2 separate regions of the Homo sapiens genome follow, and region 2 is linked to region 1. A link is a loop called in an ENCODE intact Hi-C map of the cell type or tissue named here. Cell type or tissue: heart left ventricle. All regions are shown on one strand. Each heading gives the region's core, and the rest is flanking DNA. Links, peaks and the distances in the headings are about the cores only.

Region 1 (5,392 bases), core at 278-5,277:
TGCTTCCTCTCCCTGAAGCCAAGGAAGGAGTGTTTCTACCAAGTGACACAACAAGGATCCCAGTAAGCTGGAAATGAGACTGTCACTTGGCTATTTGAGCTCCTCACGTTCTTGAACCAATAGACAGACAGGAGGTTGCTTTACTGGCTCAGGTGAATGAGGTTAGTTTCCAAGGGGGAATCAGATTACTGCTACATAATTGTAGCAGGGAAGATCAAGTCTAAAATGTAAGTGATTCTCTATATCACAGGGAGGCTAACTCCCCCCGTGTCTGTCTCCTCTGGTGTCTCCAGCAGTAGCTGTGTTACTCTGTGGCTCCAGTTCTCAGTAACAGGCCTGCTGTGGTCCCACCTTCTGCCAAAGACCTTGAACTCGGGTCTCTGGTCATACCCCCTCCTCTCTTTGTCCTTCTGGCCAGGGGTGGTGGTGACTTGCTGCTATTGCTAATCTCCGGATGGTATCTCTGTGTCATAGTTTAGCTTTTCAGCTCTTTCATTACTTATGCACAAAATTCCTTGTATTAAATTATCTTTGTTTTAAATACCCAATGTGGTTTCTTTATTTCTGGCTTGGTTTGACCTTCACTGATATAGACTCCCTTCTCTTATTAATCTATCTGTAATCTCTCTAGAAAATAGCACCCCCTGTAGTAAGTATGGCTACCATCTAAACAAGGAAGATTTCCAAATCTGTGTCTTCAGTCCTGATGTCTCTTCTGAGAGTTGGTGCCTTTTCCACAGACGTAACTTAGATGTTGTGACAGTAAATATCAGCTACATTGAGCTGAGGAAATAAATGATCCCAAATTCCAGCAGCTTATGGTAAAAAATAGGTTTATGCCTTGCTTACACTACATACTCATCTCAAATCAGTTGAGACTCTACGTTGTTTTTCGTCTGAGACCGAGATTGTATGGAAAACATCTGGCTCTTAAGCCTTGTGCCTGGAAGGTCCACATGGTCACTCCTGCATTCATCAGGCAGAGAGGGGATCCAGGAGGAAGAAACCAGAATATTCGATACACTACACAGTTAACAAGCCCTCAAATGCAGCATGCCCACACAGAATTGCATCATCTTACCCCCCAATACGTTCCCCCACCTGTGCTCCGATTCATATAATGTCACCATCATCCAGAGTTACCTAAGATAGAAACCTAGGTGTTATCCCTGGTCTCATTCTTTCCTAATTTTCCCTCAATGCTTTCCCCCAATAAGTCACCAAGTTTCATTGAGTCCATCATGTAAGTACTTCTTAACACATTCCCATTTCCATTATTCATATTCAGATGACTGTCATCTCCAGAATGTCTCCAATCTTGTTTTCAGTTGATTCTCTATAGAATGTCCAATGTAGAATCAAAGAGGATCCTCTTTAAATCTTTACTGACCTTGGTTATAGATTAGTGAGTTATGACAGTATTTAGCATGAGGACTTGCAAAGAAAGAGAAAGTAACCCTGTGGGGATATATACGTGAAGCATTATTAATACTGCCTTCAAATTGCTCTTCTAGGAATGACAAGGAAGAAGAGGTTATGGAATGTTTACATTCCTGTGGCCATGAAAACACAATAAGTTGGAAGCATTGTTGGCAGCCAGCCAAGTGGGGCTGAGTTCTAAAGATTACAAATGTACAGCATCTTCTCCTGGTTATCACTTTATAAAGCGTCTGTGTTTACTAGTATTTAAGGTGATAAAAAATAGACCTTCCAAGGTATATAACTGCTGAGTTATAGGGTTGAATAGTCCAACCACTTACGCTATAACATTTGTTATAGAAGATTATATTTTTCCACTTAAGTTATAAAAAGACAGGAACCAATTTCTCCTATAATTAATTTCAACCTATAAATGCTGAGTGAGTTATTGGTTTAGCTAAAGCATTTTTGACTACTCAATCTGTCTCTGTCTGCATATGGATATCACTATTAGAGAGATTATAGCTAGTCTAGGCAGCTCTAATTGGGCAAAATACCCGGCTTCATTTCTTCCACATCAGAGAGATGTTTCTAAAGCACAGGACCATGATCATATCATACACACAGATGTGTAATAATTCACAGAATCAAAGGAAGAGCTCAACACCGGTCTATAGGATGGCTAGAAGTCAGGAAAGTCCTGAGAATCTGGGAGAGTATCTGCAGGGGACTGCCCTCTGGAGGACACATATCAAACAGCTTCCACTTTCGGAAACATCCCAAAACTTCAGGAAAGAGGAAGCAATTATTCTATAGAGAAAAACTGATAAGGAGGAAGGCCAGGCAAAATTCTAGTTATAAACAACCTTGTGAGGTATTCTTATTTGCTAATGACAAAAATGATGCTTTGAGAATTTAAATAATTTGTTCAGCTGGTAGTTATCAGAGACAGCCCTTAGTCAAGTCTATTTGACTCCAAAATCCATGCTCATAACCAGCATGCAACCATGGCCACTTACTCACCCTTGAGCCCTCAGTGACTGGTAAAGTATTAACACTAGGCAGGCATTCCATAAATATTCATTTCATTGAATGAAAACATGAATAAAAATGAATAAAGATAATAATAAATGGTCAAAAGTGGTCTAAGCTCCTAGCTGAAGCTTAGACTATGTGGCGATTTATGCAGGAACATGAGGGTGGAGGTATAGGATGAACCTACACTTCTATTCAGATATGATTTTTCCTAAGTAGGCTATTCTATTCTATGTTCTACCACCCCACTCCAGCCAATAATGCATCTCCTTTTCCCTGTGGCTCATTTAATCGCCTTTCTGATGGAAGCCTTCCTATATAGTTTCTGCCCTCATAGATCTTACTCTCATGTGAGCCCCAAAAAAAGTTGCATATTAACAACATTAATTACATTGATAGTATTGACTGGCATAGCTTGCTCATTGCTTAGTGTCTAATACATATTAAACAAAGCTTCTCCCCAACCAGATTAGCATCAGCTATGCAAGGACAGATAAAGGGTACTCCCAATCAGTCCCAGGGAATATACAACAAATTAAAGATGCTCCATGAATAATTATTTCTTGATTAATTGTTGAAGTATTGCCTCACAAATCAATAGCTTGTATCCTGAAATAGCAAAACCGAGCTCCCTGGCTGTAGAGCAGGGAGACCATAATTTAAAGGTTGTAAACTCAGGATGTGACCCTGCCACTGATTCACTGACCTGAAGCTGGACACATCCACACTGAGCTTGAATTCTGCCCTGTGTGCTATGCTGTCAGCAGGATGGGCAGTAAGATTTCATAAAACCAATGCTTAGAAAGACAATTAGAGAATCAGAGCAAGCCACTGCTTCAGAGCATCCTGCCTAATTTACTAAAAATGAAGACCATTCTTGACCTGGTCACTTCTTCCATGCTAAGCTGTGTGAAAACCATAAAATGCTTTTAAAATTAATCTCTCTGATGCAGTTTGTCTCCAGCAACATCCAAAATCTTATTTCTTTTTCCGTGGTTTTCTGAGTTTCTTTCAAGGAATTTGTGTGTGTGCGTATGTGTGTGTGTTTGTGTGTGTGTGAATGAGACTTAAGATATTTTTTGTGTGTCAGATGTTTTCTCTGGTGGATTTTTAAAAGTTCTCTGAGCAATGTTATACAGGTATCGACATTCTTCCAAATAAGTTACACAATGTTTTCAGTAAATACTTGGAGGGGAGAGGCACTAAAGATTAACAGCAATAAACACAGCAAAATTCAGGTGTCTCAAATTTCCTTTCTTGAGAACAGATATCCTGGAGCTGACAAAATGAAATTGAAGCTCACAGAAGGAATCAGGGAGTACATCAAAACACACACACACACACACACACACACACACACACACACATACACACACACACAGATTTACTCTTACTAACCAAAATATGCATAGCTCTCCTTACACCCTAAAAACCATTTGCAGGACAGTGAGTGGGGAGACGTTTCTGGGCACCTGACTCAAGGCAGTAATTAAAAATCATCATCTGTTTCCTTTCTTCACCCAGTCCGTGGTGTTTAGGTGAAGTTTTCAGCTGTTGATAGATTAGATTTCCTAGAATAGCAGGATGAGTGATTTTCAAGATCTAAGAGAGGTTAGAATGTAGCTCTTGCTGAAATCGCCCATGTGAAGAACAACATTGAACAGCATATCAGGCAAAATGCAACTTTGAGGAAATCTGCCCATAACTGTGAAACATCAAACCCCTTTGAAGTGTCAAAAGCATCTTCGTACATTAAGTCCTGGAGGTAAAAACCTCCAGAGCACAGGCTTTTTCTTTTCAGAAGACCCTAGAGATGAAACTTTGAAGGTTTTGGGGCCCTATGAGTTTAACTGTCAATTCTTCTGTTCCATTTTCTTTTTTCTGCCTTTTTAAAGAAAAGGCCCCTGCTGCGAGATGTTATAAAAAGCTGCAATTTCCACTTTTGATTAGTTTTCATATTCTTGAAGCCACAAGGCAAATGCAGGGCAGGTGGAAATGACTTTTAATTCCCTTTTTCATGTAGAAGGTAACGAAGCAAAAGACACAGGGGTGGCTTCATCAGGCACCTGGGGACCCCAAAAAGACATGAGGAGTTGCCCACAAAAGCTGCCAACAGCTCCTTTTTTATTAATTCTACAGGACAAAACAAGATAGCACAAAACATAGGGATGCTTTTAGGGAATCACTTATTGCAGGGGTAGAAGAGACAGAGATGATAAAGAAAGCCAAGGGCCTCAAGGCAAAACATTAATACATTTTTTTAAGGCATCACAAAACTTCTATTACGAAGACCAGAGCCAAAGCAATCTTCTGAATTTTATGAATTTTACATCAGTATACCAATTGCATTTCTGAAGATGAAAATAAGCAATATTCCATGATATAAAATTATCAAATTAACACATTATCATGTAAACATATTGAGTCTACAAAGCCATTTGTTCTGATTCTGTAGCAATTGGTGCCAAAAATTATGTCCCAGAAATTTCAGACAATAATTCCAAGAAGGTTAAAACTACAACACACAGCTTTTCAGAGAGCAAATGAATGCATTTCTCAGAATTATTCTTGTATCTATTATCATAATCACCTCCAAGGAATTTTGATGTTGTTTCAGATATGCACAGTAAAGGGCATGGTCCTGCAGAGGTTTTCTTGGTGAGCTTACAAATACAGGTTCTTAGGCTGAGAGGAGCCCTGAGGTTCTACTCATGTCACTCATGAGGAAATGAATCAGTAAACTCCATTTGGGCCACGTTTCCTTGTGAAGTTCCTCCTCCATGGAGGAAAGGGTGTCATCATCAGTTTCATTAGTTACTAATCTTGGATAAGTAATTATCCCCTGCACACCAATTTCTCTATCTATAAAATTAAGATAATAATAGCTACACTGGATTTTAAGAGGGTCATATGAGATAATGTGGGTCAAAGTATAATC
Region 2 (5,392 bases), core at 150-5,149, 200 kb before region 1:
TAGAGAGGTTTACTCTTAGAGACAGATACTGTTTTTTAGATCTGCCTGTGGCTTTGGAGTTCCCAGTTTAATTATGTTCACGCAAGATAGTTACTAATAATTACTTGAATTTTATGGGCATATTTCAACAGGTTGAAATTCCACAAAACACAATTTTAGTTTATTAATTTGTCACACTTTTCAGAACAAATGCCAAAAATGTTTTCTATGTTTTAATTGATATAGTCAACATTGTTTTTTGACATATTTTATCTACAGCTTTAATAACATACAAAGGCTTGTTTCCATGAAAAATTTGTTGCATCTAAAAATTACTAGGCTGTGTGGGACTACAAGCAATGAAAGATAATGACAAATACCAGGCAAATTTGATGTCTGTTTTTTTTTTAAACACCCCAATATATTTATTACAACTGCCATAGAACTACATAGAAATGTATTTTTTGGGAATTGCACTCATTTAAAACGAGAAAGTAGCAACCTTACCTTTGACATTGATCAGAACGATGAAATGAAGTAGAAAGAACATTGTAATCAATCTGAGGCTGAAGAGATGTTTAAAAACCAGAAAAACAATCATAGGTTTACAGCAATTGAGTTATTAGACGTATCCTCTTATACCTCAGCAGGAGTTCTGATGTAGTAAGTTCAGTGCCTCCCATGTTCTGAGCATGCTCACAGCTAGAACCTCACTGGCATGAAGGGAGATGGATTCTTGTCACTATGCAGCCTGTCTTTTTTGTTCTTTCTTTTTTGTTTCTTTTAGTTTAAATCTACAGTTGTGTTCTTGATCACTAATTCATTATGGTGTGTAAAAGAAGGTATAATAGGACTTTGGTATTATCTGATAAGAAATATTTTTTAATCACTTAAAAATTTTTTTCCTCCAAAGCATGTACAATTTGCTCTGTTTAAATCCAAACATCGAAGTTCTCAAATATGAAGGATATAGGCTTACACTGAATAGGCTATGAAACCCTTTACAATTATATTTTCATGCAATAAACAAATGTAAAAAACTACTTATTGACAGATACACAAAGAACACCCACTTCTATTCAAATGTACCTAAATGTTTTCAAATGACATATGAAAAGATAATTTAAATATATGGCATTGTGTTAAATAATTACTGTAAAACATTCATACAATATTTTCACTTCACATACTTCCCGCATAATCATATTCCTTTTTCTTGAAGTGAATAATTTTATTCTTGCTTCCAGCTCTGTATTGCACACCTATTAGAAAACACTAATTATAATTTAGTTCTTACATCCTGAAAGCAGCTTTCTCAACAGCATAGTTAGTACAAGTTAAAAGTATAAAAATTGACTTTTGGTTGTAGGATTCTGTTGATCCTAGTGTAATCATTAAGACTTCTCCAAAAAGATGTAGAATTTCCATGTCTGAGTTTATATTTTACTAACAGGGAAATATCTATCTAGAATACAGTTTGTAGTTCTGATTTGAAGAGAAGATTTTGTGACTGAACGATGCAGATTCTCTTATATGTTGTCGTTAACTGTGTCCTAACAACACTGAAAAAAACTACCTTGTGGTGACTATTATCGTCACAAATCATAAAACACGGGGTTTTCCTTGTTCTTTCTTTCATTCTAGCCTTTGAGAGAACAAGGATTCAAACAGAATGTACAATAAAAAATACTTTATTTATCACATAATGTATTTAGTTCTTTTCTCTTTTTAAGAAGTGAGTTAAGTTCTCTAAGACACCTCCCAGACATATTTATATGTGGTCTCATCTGATCTTTCAAATCAAAAGAAAAAGCAACAGAGAGAATAAAGATGAAAAGAAATACTTCAGGATCTTTTCTTACATTTCAAGCATCTTTTTTTCCCTCACTAACCTCAAGGTCTTTTTAGGTAAAAATTGCCTTATTTCACTTAAAGGAATGATTAGTTTTTCTTACGTTTTGTGTTTTGCTGTCGAGATGATGGATGCTAGTTTCTGGTACTGAAATTTTGAGCATGAGTTTTTAAGTGCAATTAAATACCATCATAAGTCTATTTGAAGTATAAATATATTTTCTATGAAAATGTAATTTTTGGAGAAATAAGAAATGTCAAGATGTCAAAGAAATTAGTTAAGATTTATTCATGATATCGAGCCCTAGCAATAGATTTACATTGCCAAAAAGTTGAATCGTTATTCCTTTCTGTTAGGCTTTTCAATGTTAATCTTTGAAATGTATTAACACAAACTTTCAGAAATCAATAATTATAAATAATAGGAACATCTTTGGCTCACTGGTTTTTAAAGGTAGAGCATGCAAGCTTTGAAATACCATTTCATTTAATATGTTTTAACTTTGACTTATCTGGTGTGAATATCCAGCCTTTTGCACCGAAACTGAAATGATTGACATGTACACAGGGATATAATGTATGTGTTTAAATAAGAGTGAATGAATGTAGTCTATTCTTAAAGCCACAGTTGGTAAGGAGGTTCCAAGGAGTGCTTCATGCAGAGCTGAGATGAAAGACTTGTGCAAACTGATTCTCACTCGATAGTAACTTCGAATCTGCGCAAGTGTTTTTTATTGATCCTTGCCTGAATCAGCTCATCCCTTCATTCCAGTCACCTGTTGGTAGGACCCATACTTTTAGCAGTAATACTATAAAACCTCATGTGAATATATTATTTACTATATAGCACAATTCAATATAATTCTGGCTAATTGAAGGGAATTTATTTACTGAAAGTACTAATTACCTAGTTCTATGTGATGGGGGGAGGGCACAGACATTTTCTTAGCTTCTACTGTAATTTTTGTGTACATCTTGGAAACCATTGTTAAATATAAAATTCTTAAATCAAGAACATAATTTACTTAAAAATGGTCAGAAACCCTAATTTTAACACATTTTCATAACTGTGTGATTGTTTTTTATATAGGCTATAATTCATTACCTTGCCAAATTAATGTTTTCAATTAAGATATTTACTAAACACTTACTCTACTTAATGAGAGTATAGCCTTGTAAACATTTCTCACTTCTATAGCCTTTTCACTTTATATAGCCTCTTATTCACAAAACCTGATCCATTAGCAGTTAGTATCACTTTCTGTTTTGGGGAAAACAAGACATAGTGATATTCAAAGAACAAATTATATGAATAGATAATATCTGTCCTCAAAAAGATAAATTATAGAATAATAAACATCAGAATCCCAAGCTCATGATAGCAGGCCAATAATGTCAATGCTCACTTGAATAGCCTCCTTATCATAAATCAAGTTATAGTAAAATCTGAGGAATTCAGCCATACTAGCTAAGTATTTGTGATTATAGCTATATATTAGCCTTTATGTGTGAGTTTATAGCATTGTCATTATTCAGTAAGATTTATTTGCACCCTGTGGGCACAGCAAACCTAACAATCACATGATCTCATCAGCATAGTCAACACAGTGTGTCCATCAGTTGAGCAAACTAGTTCTGGCACAGGGTCCATTTTGATCAAGAAAGTCTAAATGAAGGTTTCTTTTTTTTTCTTTTTTTAGACAGGGTCTTGTGCAGTGGTGCTATCGTTGCTCACTGCAGCCTCAACCTCCCAGGCCCAAACAATCCTTCTACCTCAGCCTCCTGAGTAGCTGAGATCACAGGTGTATGTGACCACATCCACTAATTTTTTATTTTCATTTTTTGTAGACGTGGGGTCTCCCTATGTTGCCCAGTCTGGTCTTGAACTCCTGGGCTCAAGCAGTCCTCCCACCTCAGCCTCCCAAAGTGTTGGGATTATAAACATAAGCCGCCATGCCTGGGCTTAAGTGTTCTAACTTTGATGTTCTAAATTTTAAATAATTTAAGTCATGCTCCATTTGTCTGGGAATTTCAACTCTTGGCAAGCTCAATTATTAGGAGCATAGCCACGAACCCAGAGTAAAAAATAACCCTGAGACATCCACTACTGGCAGTATGGTAGATTAGATACACTGAAAAGACTTCTTACTTGAAAATACTGTAACAGCTCCTGCATAAAAAAATTTTGTTGCATTTCTGCAGTCTTCAAAATGAGGGGAATCGAGTCTAAAGGGAAAATACATGACAAAAATAAGAACCAAATGCTGAAATGGCAATGGAGCAGAGTGAACAAATGTAAAAGGCAAGATTCGTTTGCAAAAAATGCAGATATCAGCACTACAACTTTTAGGCCTTGAGTCAGTGTCCAAATCTGAGAGCTAAGCCAAAGCTTCCACGAAGGATCAGGCTAAAGACATGAAAGGCGGTGTCCTGTAGCACCATTGCAAAAGAAATGCACACTGTATAAGAAAAATATTCTTAATTGAAACCCCTAGATTTTATCCAGGTTAAAATCAACTAAATATTAGCTCATTATCAAAGATCAACCGAGGACATATGGGTAAAAGTTGACAGAAACAAAGCAATAAATTTAGAACCCCATGTACTTCAAATATCGAAATGATCAGTTATGGAATGTAAAATATTTAAAGACTGCAATCACAAGAATAATTAAGGAATAAGAAACTATCAAAAAGCAACAAAGAGAATTTTCAGAAATGAAAAATATGTTCCTAAAATTTTAAAACTCAGTGGATAGGGTAAAGAGCTGTCAAAACATAGTTGAGAAAATAAGTTGTAAATGGAAGTAAGGGAGTGAAGAAACTTCCCAGAAGGCAGCATAGATAAACAGGGAATGAAAAAAAAAATGAAAGAAGAGACTAGGAGGAAAGCAGGAAAAATTTCAACATACAGCTAATTATAGTCCCCATAGGAGAAACTAGTGAGAAAGAAGAGGAGATAATATCTCAGGAGATAATTATTGAGAATTTTCTAGAACTGATAAAATACAAGAATTTATAGATATAGCAAGGACAACATCTACTAGGCAGGGCAAATAAAATGAATCCATATTTAGACATTCAGTTTTGAAATTGTATAATATAAAAGAAACCAGAGGGAAAAGACAGACCACCTACAAAGGGAAAATTAGAATGTTAGTAGACTTGCCAACAACAGCAATGGAAGCCAGAAGAAGTGTAGTAATGCTCACAGTTCTGAGAAAAAATTACTGACAACTAAAGATTGTGCACCCAACAAAACGATCTTTTAACAGGAGTGTAAAATAAAGTCATGCACAAGATATATGAATACTAAGAAGTTAGGTAAGAACCAAAATGAAAAATGCAGACCAAAAGTTTGATAGCATTTCAGGGAAGGGAACAATCTGAGTTGTGAAGGTCATTAGGTGAAACCTCAGCTCTGTCCATCTTGATTGATGGATTGAGAGATTAGGAAATAGTGTCAGCTATTCTCCCGGTGGTATCAAGGCACACACGCCAAAGTAAGTCTAAAGGGTAGAAGGAAGTAAAACAGATTCTTGCTTCTGTGTGAAACTGAGAGC

The links. A loop is a pair of places that touch in the nucleus more often than their neighbours do. Peaks named below come from ENCODE experiments on the same cell type or tissue, not always from the same donor. Only the 100,000 strongest peaks of a DNase experiment are listed, where the experiment ranks them.
Region 2: a loop joins it to region 1, with 5 times the contacts of the local background. A loop is called at or near these places in 45 of 110 quality-filtered maps.

Annotation. Positions count from the first base shown.
Region 1 is chr13:31,535,020-31,540,411 of GRCh38, reverse strand. No RefSeq gene overlaps it. Among named protein-coding and RNA genes, the nearest start is that of RXFP2, 200 kb to the left of the region's middle. In heart left ventricle, for the core only: a CTCF peak has its summit at 2,170 (motif pointing left); no DNase peak of the experiment used is centred there; H3K27me3 peaks cover 281 bases.
Region 2 is chr13:31,734,801-31,740,192 of GRCh38, reverse strand. RXFP2 (relaxin family peptide receptor 2) reads right to left here and starts at 667. Exons shown (of 18, transcript NM_130806.5): 1 at 487-667. The coding sequence starts at 580. In heart left ventricle, for the core only: no CTCF peak of the experiment used is centred there; no DNase peak of the experiment used is centred there.